Regions from separate parts of the Homo sapiens genome. Here region 1 is linked to region 2. A link is a loop called in an ENCODE intact Hi-C map of the cell type or tissue named here. Cell type or tissue: mammary epithelial cell. All regions are shown on one strand. Links, peaks and the distances in the headings refer to the core of each region. The heading gives the core; the rest is flanking DNA. Region 1 overlaps IQCJ-SCHIP1 (IQCJ-SCHIP1 readthrough). Region 2 has its middle 100 kb from the start of MFSD1.

What was found. Hi-C counts contacts between places; a loop is a spot of excess contacts. Peaks named below come from ENCODE experiments on the same cell type or tissue, not always from the same donor. Only the 100,000 strongest peaks of a DNase experiment are listed, where the experiment ranks them.
Region 1: it touches region 2 in a loop (18-fold over the local background); 1 of 110 quality-filtered maps calls a loop at or near these places.

The regions. Positions count from the first base shown.
Region 1 is chr3:159,811,739-159,817,121 of GRCh38, forward strand. All of the region lies in intron 4 of IQCJ-SCHIP1 (IQCJ-SCHIP1 readthrough), which reads left to right. All of the region lies in intron 2 of SCHIP1 (schwannomin interacting protein 1), which reads left to right. The region is part of intron 1 of LOC101928351 (a long non-coding RNA gene); the gene reads right to left. Among named protein-coding and RNA genes, the nearest start is that of IQCJ-SCHIP1-AS1, 46 kb to the left of the region's middle. In mammary epithelial cell, for the core only: no CTCF peak of the experiment used is centred there; a DNase peak (open chromatin) is centred at 2,653; H3K27ac peaks cover 2,657 bases.
Region 2 is chr3:158,899,805-158,905,176 of GRCh38, forward strand. No RefSeq gene overlaps it. Among named protein-coding and RNA genes, the nearest start is that of MFSD1, 100 kb to the left of the region's middle. In mammary epithelial cell, for the core only: no CTCF peak of the experiment used is centred there; no DNase peak of the experiment used is centred there; H3K27me3 peaks cover 336 bases.

The DNA of each region.
Region 1 (5,383 bases), core at 384-5,383, 910 kb after region 2:
TTTTTTAAGATTGTTTTTGCTTTTCTAGGTCCTTTGCATTTCCATATACATTTTAGGATCAGCTTGTCAATTCCTGCCCAAAAGCCTGCTGGAATTTTTATAGGAATTATGTTGAATCTATAGATCACGTTGAGGGGCATTGCTATTTTAATAATACTGAGTCTTCCAATTCCTTTATTTAGATCTTTCTTCTTATAATTTCTCTTAGCAATGTTTTGTAGTTTTTTTTGTTTTTGTTTTTGTTTTTTTTTTTGGCAGAGTCTTGCTCTGTTGCCCAGGCTGAAGTGCAGTGGTGTGATCTCGGCTCACTGTAACCCTGCCTCCTAGGCTCAAGCGATTCTCGTGCCTCAGCCTCCTGAGTAGCTGGGATTACAGACACGTGCTACCATGCCTGGCTAATTTTTGTATTTTTAGTAGAGACGGGGTTTCACCATGTTGGCCAGGCTGGTCTCGAACTACTGGCCTCAAGTGATCCACCCACCTTGGCCTCCGAAAGTGCTGGGATTACAGGTGTGAGCCATCGCGCCCGGCCTGTAGTTTTCAGTGTATAAGTCTTGCACTTCTTTTGTTCCTAATTTTTCAAGTCACTGTTATATGGACTTTCTGATACATAAGGCCAAATTGAACTCATGATACATATTCTTATCACCAAATAAAATGGAAAATTTAAACAAGTGGAGGTGTACTTAATATACATAAATGATATTTCTATGTTAAGGCCAAATGGTGCATTGTGTAAACGAACAGTTTCACAGTGGAAACAATGGAGAAAACCGAATTATTACATGGCGTGCATATCCAGTCCAAATGAACCTTGTCCTTACAGTCAGTACCGTATGTATATAAGCCAATAAAACAACGTCACATGGCACAATAATCAGTATTGTTAATTGAAATTAATTGTATTCTATTTTTGTTTATATTTTGTAAATTCACTTGGATTTGTATAAGTGTTATTAGCAAAAGGAATTTACACCTAGTTTTACATGTATTGGCTCAATATTTTTTTCCTTTAATAGGTGTTGTCTTAGTTCATTTTCTGTTGCCATAACCGAATACCTGAGAGACTGGGTAATTTATAAGGAAAAGAGGTTTGTCTGGTTCACAATTCCAGAGGCTGGGAAGTCCAAGAAGCATGGTGCTGGCATCTTCTCAGCTTCAGGTGAGGGCTTTATGCTGTATCACAACATGGCAGAGAAAGGCCGAGAACCAGAAGGGAAAGCAGGAGTGTGCAGAAAGGGACAAAACATGAGAGGCAGCCTTGCTTTATAACAGCCTGCTCTCTCAGTGACTAAGAGATGGTATTAATCCCTTTCTGAGGGTGGATTCCTCAACCAAATGCCTCTTAAAGGTTCCACCACCTCTCAACACCATTACGTTGGGGACCAAGCTTCAACATGAGTTTTGGAGGGAGCTGACCATATTCAAACCATAGCAGCTATCTATTTTGTACTCACTATTGTGAAACACTGGCTCTAGTTTTTTTTTACTTTACAAAGCATTTTCAATTCACCATCTTATTATTCTCACAGTAACACTGGAGCTTGGGTAAAATAGGGCTTTTTAAAATTCCCGTATTGTAAATCATGAAACTAAGATTCACAGAAATTAAGTGATGTTTGTAATTGTATACGTCCATAAGTGGCAGTTCTGTGATTGCTGAGTGCAGTAGCTCACACCTGTAACCCCAGCACTTAGGAAGGATCTCTTGAGCCCAGGAGGCAGGAGGATCTCCTAAGCCCAGGAGTCTGAGACCAGCCTGGGCAACCTGGGGAGACCCCGTCTCTACAAAAGTTTTAAAAATTTGCCATGTGTGATGTGCTCCTGTGGTCCCAGCTACTCAGGAGGCTGAGGTGGGAGGATCACTTGAGGCCAGGAGTTCGAGGCTGCACTGAGGAGCGATCACACCACTGCACTCCAGCCTGGGCAACAGAGTGAGACGCTATCTCAAAAAAAAAAGAAGAAGAAGAAGTAAAATTAGGAGTTCAGGCTCCAAATCTCTTACTCTTTCCTCTATATCTGTATTGATTATTGATCACTTCCTTAAACCCTGCTAGGATACAAGAGAAATATAAAACTTTTGGAAAGCTTTATAGGTACCAAGATAAAACTAATATGAAGCATAGTAAAGCTAGGGTTAATATAATGGAGGCCACAGCCCAGACTCTAGATTCTAGCAGCATCTATAGAAAACAGACAACTATCCAGACCTGAGAGTTGAGTGGGAAACACGCCCTGAGCAATGCAGAAGATGTTGTCAGGCAGCCCAGATCTACAACACTCCCTCCACCCGCTTCCAGGAGGGAAGGACTTCCTTCTTCAGCTGCTGGTAATGTTGGCAGCTGACAGTGCTCAGCTGAGACCCTCTTCGGGATTGCCTGTGGCTGAGGAGAACTAGGATGCCCAAGGTAGGAGCAGTAGCAACCCATATCCAAAGACAGGTTGATGCTGGGACATGAAGGCCTGGACCTTTCACCCGGCTTGGATCCACTTTGAACGCCCAGCCCCGTTGCAGAGCATCCTCCTGGATCAGTCAGGCTTTTGTTTGCAGCTGCATCAGAATTCAGCCTCTCCCTCTGCCCTGTTTTACTGCCTGTATTCCCTCACAGGTGTTGCCCCAGAGCACTCTGAATAAACTTCCTGCCTGTGAATCTCTACCAGAGAGTCAGCTTCCTGCACCCAGTGCTCTATAAGGTTTCTAGGCAACAGGAAATGCCCTAAAGGCCAGAATTCCTCTCGCGGGTATAGCAGAGAGTAAACAGAGTAGTGTTTTGTAGTGGCTACAAAAGAAAAGGGCAATGGTGGTGGACTTTAAAAGACAGGATGAGCTGTCAGCCCTGATGGGGAGCCCCCAGAAAGCTGTAGCTGGCCCATGTGCCGCACATTTTGCCGAGTAGGGATACTGCCGAGCCCCCGATGTTCTGTTTGTAAAGTGGGTGTGTAGCCCAGGTATCAGCTCTCATCTTCACTGCCAACTGTCCTCTTCAGCTGCAGTCCTATGAATTGGGCCCTGAAGCTGGAACCGGAAGATCTGATTTTAGATCTCCCTTGCCAATTTTGTGGCTTTGTGATTCTAGAAGTTGTATTTCTCGTTTGAAAAATGGGTATGCTTTGAGGATTGAAATGATCCTAATTTCAGGGGCTCTTCATGAGTGTCATGCGACAGGAGGATTTCATGGTCAAGTAAGTCTGGGTGACACTAGGCCAAACTAAGTTTAATTGATTTCTGAGGATTTCTCAGTCTTTTATATGTTGCTTTTCCTTCTGAGTTCCTTAAGGAGGGGGTGTAATCCAAATCATCTGAACCCATCAGGAAGACTTCTTGCTGCGGACACCCTCCATGGAGCATTAATAAGCCTGGATCTTGCTGGAGTCATGTTGAGAAGACCTGTCCCATCCCATAATGGACAGTTAACAAATTTAAAATTAGACTCTCTTGATTACCGTGGTCTGCACTGCCCTAACCTTAAACCAAGTTAGGAGTCTCAGAAATATCGGAAGAGTTCCCAGTGATGCTGGCACTCATGATCGATGTGTTTTTGGTTATTTACATTTGGTAAGCTGTAATTTACCTCAAGGATACCTCCAAATCTGTGTTCAAGACATGTATGTTTTAAAGAATGTTACTCTCTCAAGCTTTTAGACTGGGGAGAAACGTGGCTTTCCAAGGCATACACTCTCCCTTGGAACAGTAGTAGCCATCATGTGTTGGAACTTATAGTTGACACCTTGGGGGGATGAAATGATATGTTGAAAAGGACGCCGAAGGTGTGTCTGGGCTGTGGGAATAAGAGTGCTATGATGCATTAGTGATGTCGCCCATTAACAACAGCATTCTCCACCTTCATTTTAGACCACAGTTAAGTTTACCATATATACTCCTTTACCTTTTGAAGACAGTAGGAGAATAAATTATTTAAACCCTCTCAAGTGCAGTGTGTTCAAAAGTAACTCATCATCATCTTCTCCCCTTCTATGCCAGTTCTCTCCATGTCACATGATGGTGGTGGTCTCCAGGAACACACCCATGATTCCTACCTGGTCTTCGTTTCCCATAACCCATCAGTCACCAAGTCTTGCCAATTTACCTTCCAAATGTGTCTCAAATCACTCCCCTTCCCATCCCAGATGCCACCCCCGTTCTGCAAATGCTATTAACTGTCACCTCAACCTCAACATAGTCTCTCTGCCTCTGGTCCTATTTATTTATTTATTTATTTATTTATTTGAGACAGCATCTCTCTCTGTCGCCCAGGCAGGAGTGCAGTGGTGCAATCTCAGCTCACTGCAATCTCTGCCTCCCAGGTTCAAGCGAGTCTCCTGCTTCAGCCTCCCAAGTAGTTGAGATTACAGGTGCATGCCACCACACCAGGCTAATTTTTGTACTTTTAGTAGAGACAGGATTTCATCATGTCGGCCAGGCTGGTCTTGAACTCCTGACTTCAAGTGATCCACCTGCCTCAGCTTCTCAAAGTGCTGGGATTACAGGTGTGAGCCACTGTGCGGCCTGCCTCTGGTCCTTTTTTAAAATGTATTTTATTTATCCATTTTTGAGATGGATCTTGCCCTGACACCCAAGCTGAAGTGCAGTGGTGCAGTCATGGCTTACTGCAGCCTCAAACTCCTGGACTCAAGGGATCCTCTTGCTTTGGCTTCCAAAGTAGCTAAGACTACAGGCAAACACCACAGCACCTGGCTTTTTAAAAATTAATTTTCATAGAGATGGGGGTCTTGCTTTGTTGCCCAGGCTGGTCTCAAACTCTTGGCTTCAAGTGATCCTCCTGCCTCAGCCTCCCAAAGTGCTGGGATTACAGAGGGGAGCCAGCCCGGCCTCTGCCTCTGATCCTGTACTCTTTAAGCTCCTCCCCTAATCTACCTACCTGACTGCCTATTCAAGTGTGTCTCATTCTCAAACACTGTAATGACTTCCTCAGGGTAAAGCCTAACATAAATTCAGCACTACATAACTCCTATATCAGCCCTGCTGACCTCTGGTCTCATTTCTTACCACTCCCTTGTACTCTAACAAAACCAGTCTGCTGACCTGCCTAACTCGTGCTGTCTCTAGCTTCCATGCCTTTGTTTTTGTGGTACCCTTTGCCTGAAATGTTTTGTCCACTCTATCTCTTTCTTGCTCAGTTAATTCCTACTCATCACTGAAACGCAGAGCTCAGACATCACCCACTCCAGAAAATCTTTCCTGACCCCCCGGCTTGATTAGAGCCCTAACCAATTATATATATTGTGCTATAAATAAATAATATAAATATGATATATAGTATAATTCTTTGTTTATGTGTCTATCTTTGCCTTAAGGCTGGGACTGTGTCTTATCTCTGTATTCCTTGAGCCTGTTACCATGCCTGCATTTATCTCAAGCGCT
Region 2 (5,372 bases), core at 373-5,372:
AGGCATTTAACCAGAGGATGGATGGTCATAGACAATGAGACAGCATTTCTGCATTGGATATGACGTAGGAGGAGCTGCCCTGGTGGGGTACCTCCAGCTCCACATCTGATTCTAGTGATGTATTTGCATGTATTTATGTGAGGATATTCACGCTGTTCAGTTTTCTTTCTCCTCAAAGGAAAAAAGGCCAGTCTATGTTGAAGTTGGAGAATAGGTTTCTTCCAAGATTTTGGGACCAGTCTAAGTTAGATTTGGAGAGTCACTCCAAATTAAGTTTGGAAATGCTAGAAAGGATGAGGAATGGACCACAAGCCTGCTAGAACTGGCTTAGGGATAGGACCATAACTGGAAGCAGGCAAGGCGGACAGTACAAGGAGGTGAGGCTTTAGTCCAGTTGCCACAGTTAGACCCTGGGGATGATGGTGGGATCTTAGTTAGGACTCTGGGTTGCAAGTGGCAGAAACTAACTCAAAATGTCTTAAACTAAAAGAAGATTTGTTGATTCATGCAGTTAAAAAGTCCAGGGGTTAATCTAACTTGAGGTATAGTTGAATCCAGATGCTCCAATCGTCTATTTCTTTCCCTCCAACTCTTTTGTTTTCCTTTATGTTGCTTCCATCTGCCACCTAGAAGGGTGCCTGACAGGATAGATATTTACAAAAGATTAGTTAAATGCATAAATGAATGAGCCCTTCAGTTTGGCAACCCCAGCTGAAATCCACATAGCCAGAGTCCTAGATGAACTCCAGTTTAGTCCAACTTGATCATGTGCTTAAATTGAAACCAATTACTGGTGATGGAGAGGATGGAACAAACTGATTAGGCTGGACTGGCTGGGCCTAGAAATAAGCAATACTTTGTTCAGTTTTATCTCTCCATCCTTTCTTGTATACTCCTTTAGGGAATGGCCTCTTATCTTTCTTTTGTATCCTCTGCAGAGATTGGCATAGTACTAATGCATAGTTTTTAGCGAACAAACGTTTGTTTTTTTCCTCTGACCAGAATGACTCTTAATAAACAAAGGTGCTAAAATAACTGGTTTTAACATCTCCTTTGAAAACTATGCAGCAGAAGATGTGAGTGAATTCAGAACTTCATATATTGCTTCCAAATCATTTTCATGTGCATAAATATAAGTGGCAAGTAGGAATTTTGAATTCATTCTAGTCACCACAGAAAGTTATCCTTTCCACATCTTTAATGCAATTAAAAGAGTAAAATTTAATGAATATATTATTTAACAGGAATAATTTTCACAGAAAAGCTTATCTTTTTATTGGCATATTAGTGGTGGGGGAAAAAAAAATCTAACTTCTATCCCTGGAGCAGAATTAAGAAATGGTTAATTTTTAATATATTTTCACCCAATTTTTACCTCCTCTATAATCAGCACCTGACTCCAAGTGTTGCACTGCCCTCTTCATCAGGAATAGGACTGTGTTATATGAATACTAGCAAATGGTACTGAAAATGAATTCAAGCAAATCAAAGGAACTTTACAAGTAGGCTTTTCTTTCTAAGTCCATGGGGAGCTGACTTTTCTGAAATGCTGGAATGTTTCAGTGATTTGGGCTAGCAAGAATAGGATAAAAAACAATTACAGACTGCAGAGGACTGTGTTTTTCTAACAGAAAAGGGAAGAGATTCTTTTTCCTTGGAGAATCATTCCATTTTATTAGGTTGGTGCAAAGATAATTTTGGTTTTTTTCTAATTTTAATGGCAAAAACTGGAATTACTTTTGCACTGACCTAATATATTTGAAATGGCCTTGCAATGATATAACAGAACAGCAATCTGTGTGGATCCCCTTTTCCTTCCAACTCTAACTTAACAGAAATGGAGATATACCCATGTTCAATGTAAAATTACATATACTTGCAGTATATTTATCCTACCTGATCACTATTTAGCTCTTTAACCATGTTCTTCCTACATCATTATTATAGCATTATCTCCTGAGAGATACTGTGTGTAAGACATATAATGATTAAAAAAAACCTATGTGACTGAACTGATACCTCAAATAAAAGCAGGCCTTTCATTATTTTATAGGCAGACCTGGTATTAAAGTGTCTGAAAATCAATACAGACTACCTTGATAAAGATAACTCTAGCATTCAGAATGAATAAGACATTAAACATCATTTTACGTGTGTGTATATTTATCTTTTGTTAAATCTTATCTTTCTCGGTCAGCTTCTCAGAATTGAGATTAGATAAACTGTTGGAGGGAGTGAAAATGATGATGATGCTGTACTGAGGTGTAACCAGAACATGTTGGGAGGATTTTGTGAGTGGTGTTTTATTTATATTCTGTATTTACATAATGGCCACAGATGTTATTGTTTTTCTTACCTATTATGGTAGATGACATTTGTGGTGGAGGACATGTATATAATTAACTCCTTGCAAATACTGTATTTTGCAAATAGATGGGAAATCTACTTAACAGGTCTAGATATCTTATAATGTTCTATTCAGAAAGTCTAATCATCCAAAAGACATCAGAACCACTACTACCAAATGCAATGAACAGGTTAAAAGGCATGACTAGTGATATCCTATTGGTTTGACAATTAATCTTACCTTAAGGTGGAGAAAAATCTGTCTAGGAGATGGACTAAAGGGATTACTTGTTCAAACCTTCCACTTTTCTTTTTGTAGCATTTTCTAAGTGCTGTCAAATGACACTACTTGAGGAAATCGTAGCTTAGTGCCTTCAGAATCTCTACAAAAACTACTAGGGTATTCAAATACTTTTGCTAGCTTAGAATTTACGCTATAAATGCAATGGGTGGAAAGGGCAAATGGAAGATTTTCTAAGTGTGAACTTTTTAAAAAACTGGGCTTTCTCTAAGAGTTTTTATTGTTTTTCAAAATATTAGCTGCACCATGGAGAATTTTAGTAAATACAAAACACTATTTTGAATCACAGTTAAATTTTGAATCATTCACGTACTCACTTTTCTCGTGTAGGCAATAACCAACATGTTACCATCTGAAGCTTCAGTGACCTTCTACTTAATTGTGCTAGACAATGAAAATTTAGTTAATATTCTTTAGCGTTCCTTTTGCTTAGTAACTTGTATTCATTTGTACCTTTCTGATGTCAACCTGATTGATTTTGCCTATCTGGGTGCCGGCGCATCTTTTGGAAGGAAGACTTGCTTTCCAGAATGTATTAATATTGATTGTCACCATATTGCAACCAGAGAGATGTCAGTGTGCACTTAGAATTTCATCTAGTTTAGTTAGGGTTCTGGTTGACAGAGTTTAATTCATATATAGATATTCTGAATGGTCCCTTGCAGATATTACATGAGGGCAGTAGAAAAGCCCTGCCCAGAAATCTCTCCCATTTCTAGGGTGCCTGAAATTCCACTTAATAATATTTACTACTTTGAGAAGAGATATATTTGACACATTTATGAAGAATGTAACTCTGGCTTCCAACTAGCCCAGTTTGTGCAAAGGAAACAGCTTCCCCAGCTGGCAGAATTAGGTTCAATGTGATCATCATGTCCAGCTATAAAACTATACTTTGCTAATAAAGAGTTTACTTCATTTATTTGGACCCTACACATTTCCAAAAGGGATTTAAGGAGGTTCAAAAATTATTTTAAATAACTCCATATGGGAGTTGTATTTGAATTATTTAAGCCTCATTCATGGGAAGTAGTGCAAACTGCTGTTCTAAACTTCCAGGCGCATATGCTTGTCATCCAGAGGTGATGAATAATGAAAATAGAAACAGGATCCTGAAAATTCACAAAAGAAAAAAAAAGTCTGTTTTTTGACAATATATCTCCCAGTGACAGATGATATTATATGTCTATAGTGTGAAGACTCTGTATTGTTATAAGATGTATTTTTAAAAATCTACTGTTGAATAGGTAATGTCAATGCATGCCATGTAATTCTAAATATGTAAATGACATACAAAAAAAGTGAGTTTCCTGCTTGCCCCTCTACCCCAGTTACCTAGCTCTTTTTAAGGCAATCACTTTTTTGTTTATTCTTCCTGAGACAATTTACACAATTTGTAAACATGTGGGTGTGTGTGTATTAATTCCTACATTAATAATACCATACCATACATTGCTTTGCTCCTTACTCTTTGTTTGTTTAATATATCTTGGAGACTATTTCTTATCTGTACATGTAATGCTATTTCATTTTTTAACGGCTTCATATTATTTCATTATATGAATAAACTGGAATTTATTTACTAGTTATCTATTTGTGGACATTTAGATTGTTTGTAATCTTTTGCTCCTATAAAATGTTTCAGTAAATATCCATATACAGGCCAGGCACAGTGGCTCACACCTGTAATCCCAGCACTTTGGGAGGTCAAGGTGGGTGGATCACCTGAGGTCAGGAATTTGAGACCAGCCTGGCCAACATGGTGAAACCCCATCTCTACAAAAATACAAAAATTAGCTGGGCCTGGTGGCGGGTGCCTGTAATCCCAGCTACTTGGGAGGCTTAGGCGGGAGAATCGCTTGAACCTGGGAGGCGGAGGTTGCAGTGAGCCGAGACTGTGCCACTGCACTCCAGCCTGGGCAACAGAGTGAGACTCCGCCTTAAAAAAAAAAAAAGATCTTTATACAAATATCTTACATATAAAGTGAAACTGCAGAGTCAAAGTGTATGCACACTTTACATTTTGATAACAATTGTCTTTCATTTATGTTGCATCAATTTATAATCTAACTGGTTATGTATAAAATTCCTTTCTTTTTATACTGTCTTCAAAACTCTGTGTTTTAAAATATTTTGATCTTTGCCTACCTAACAGGTTAAATTGCATCTCATTAGAGTTTTAATTGGTGTTTCTCTGAATGTAAATGAGGTTGCACATCTTTCTGTGTTCAAGAGAAATTCGTTATTTTTTAGTAAGAAACCTGTTCATCTTCTTTGCTCCTTTTCCTATTGGTTTGTTGGCTTTTTTTTCTTATTGTTTGTAGGACTTCTTTATTTATTAGATAAATCAATTATTTGTCTGGAATATGAGTTGCAAATATGATTTTGTAATTTGTTAATTTTTTTACTACTCAGAAATTTTAAATATTGGTGAAATTTATTGCTCTTTTCTTGTTTTTCCTGGATTTTGTGTCATACTTAGACCATTCTGACTCAGATTAAAAACAAGATTAATCTTGTTTTCTTCTATGCTTTTATGGTTTGATATTTCAGACTTTTATCTTTAATCCAGTTGGAAGTATAATAAAAAAAAAGAAAAGCTCAGAAACAACTAAGTAATACAAATTCAGCATTAATTAATAGTACTATTTCTATAGTATAAGTTAATCACTATCAATAAATTAATATGGAAAAGTTAAAAAAAAAGTGTGAAGTAATGACCCTA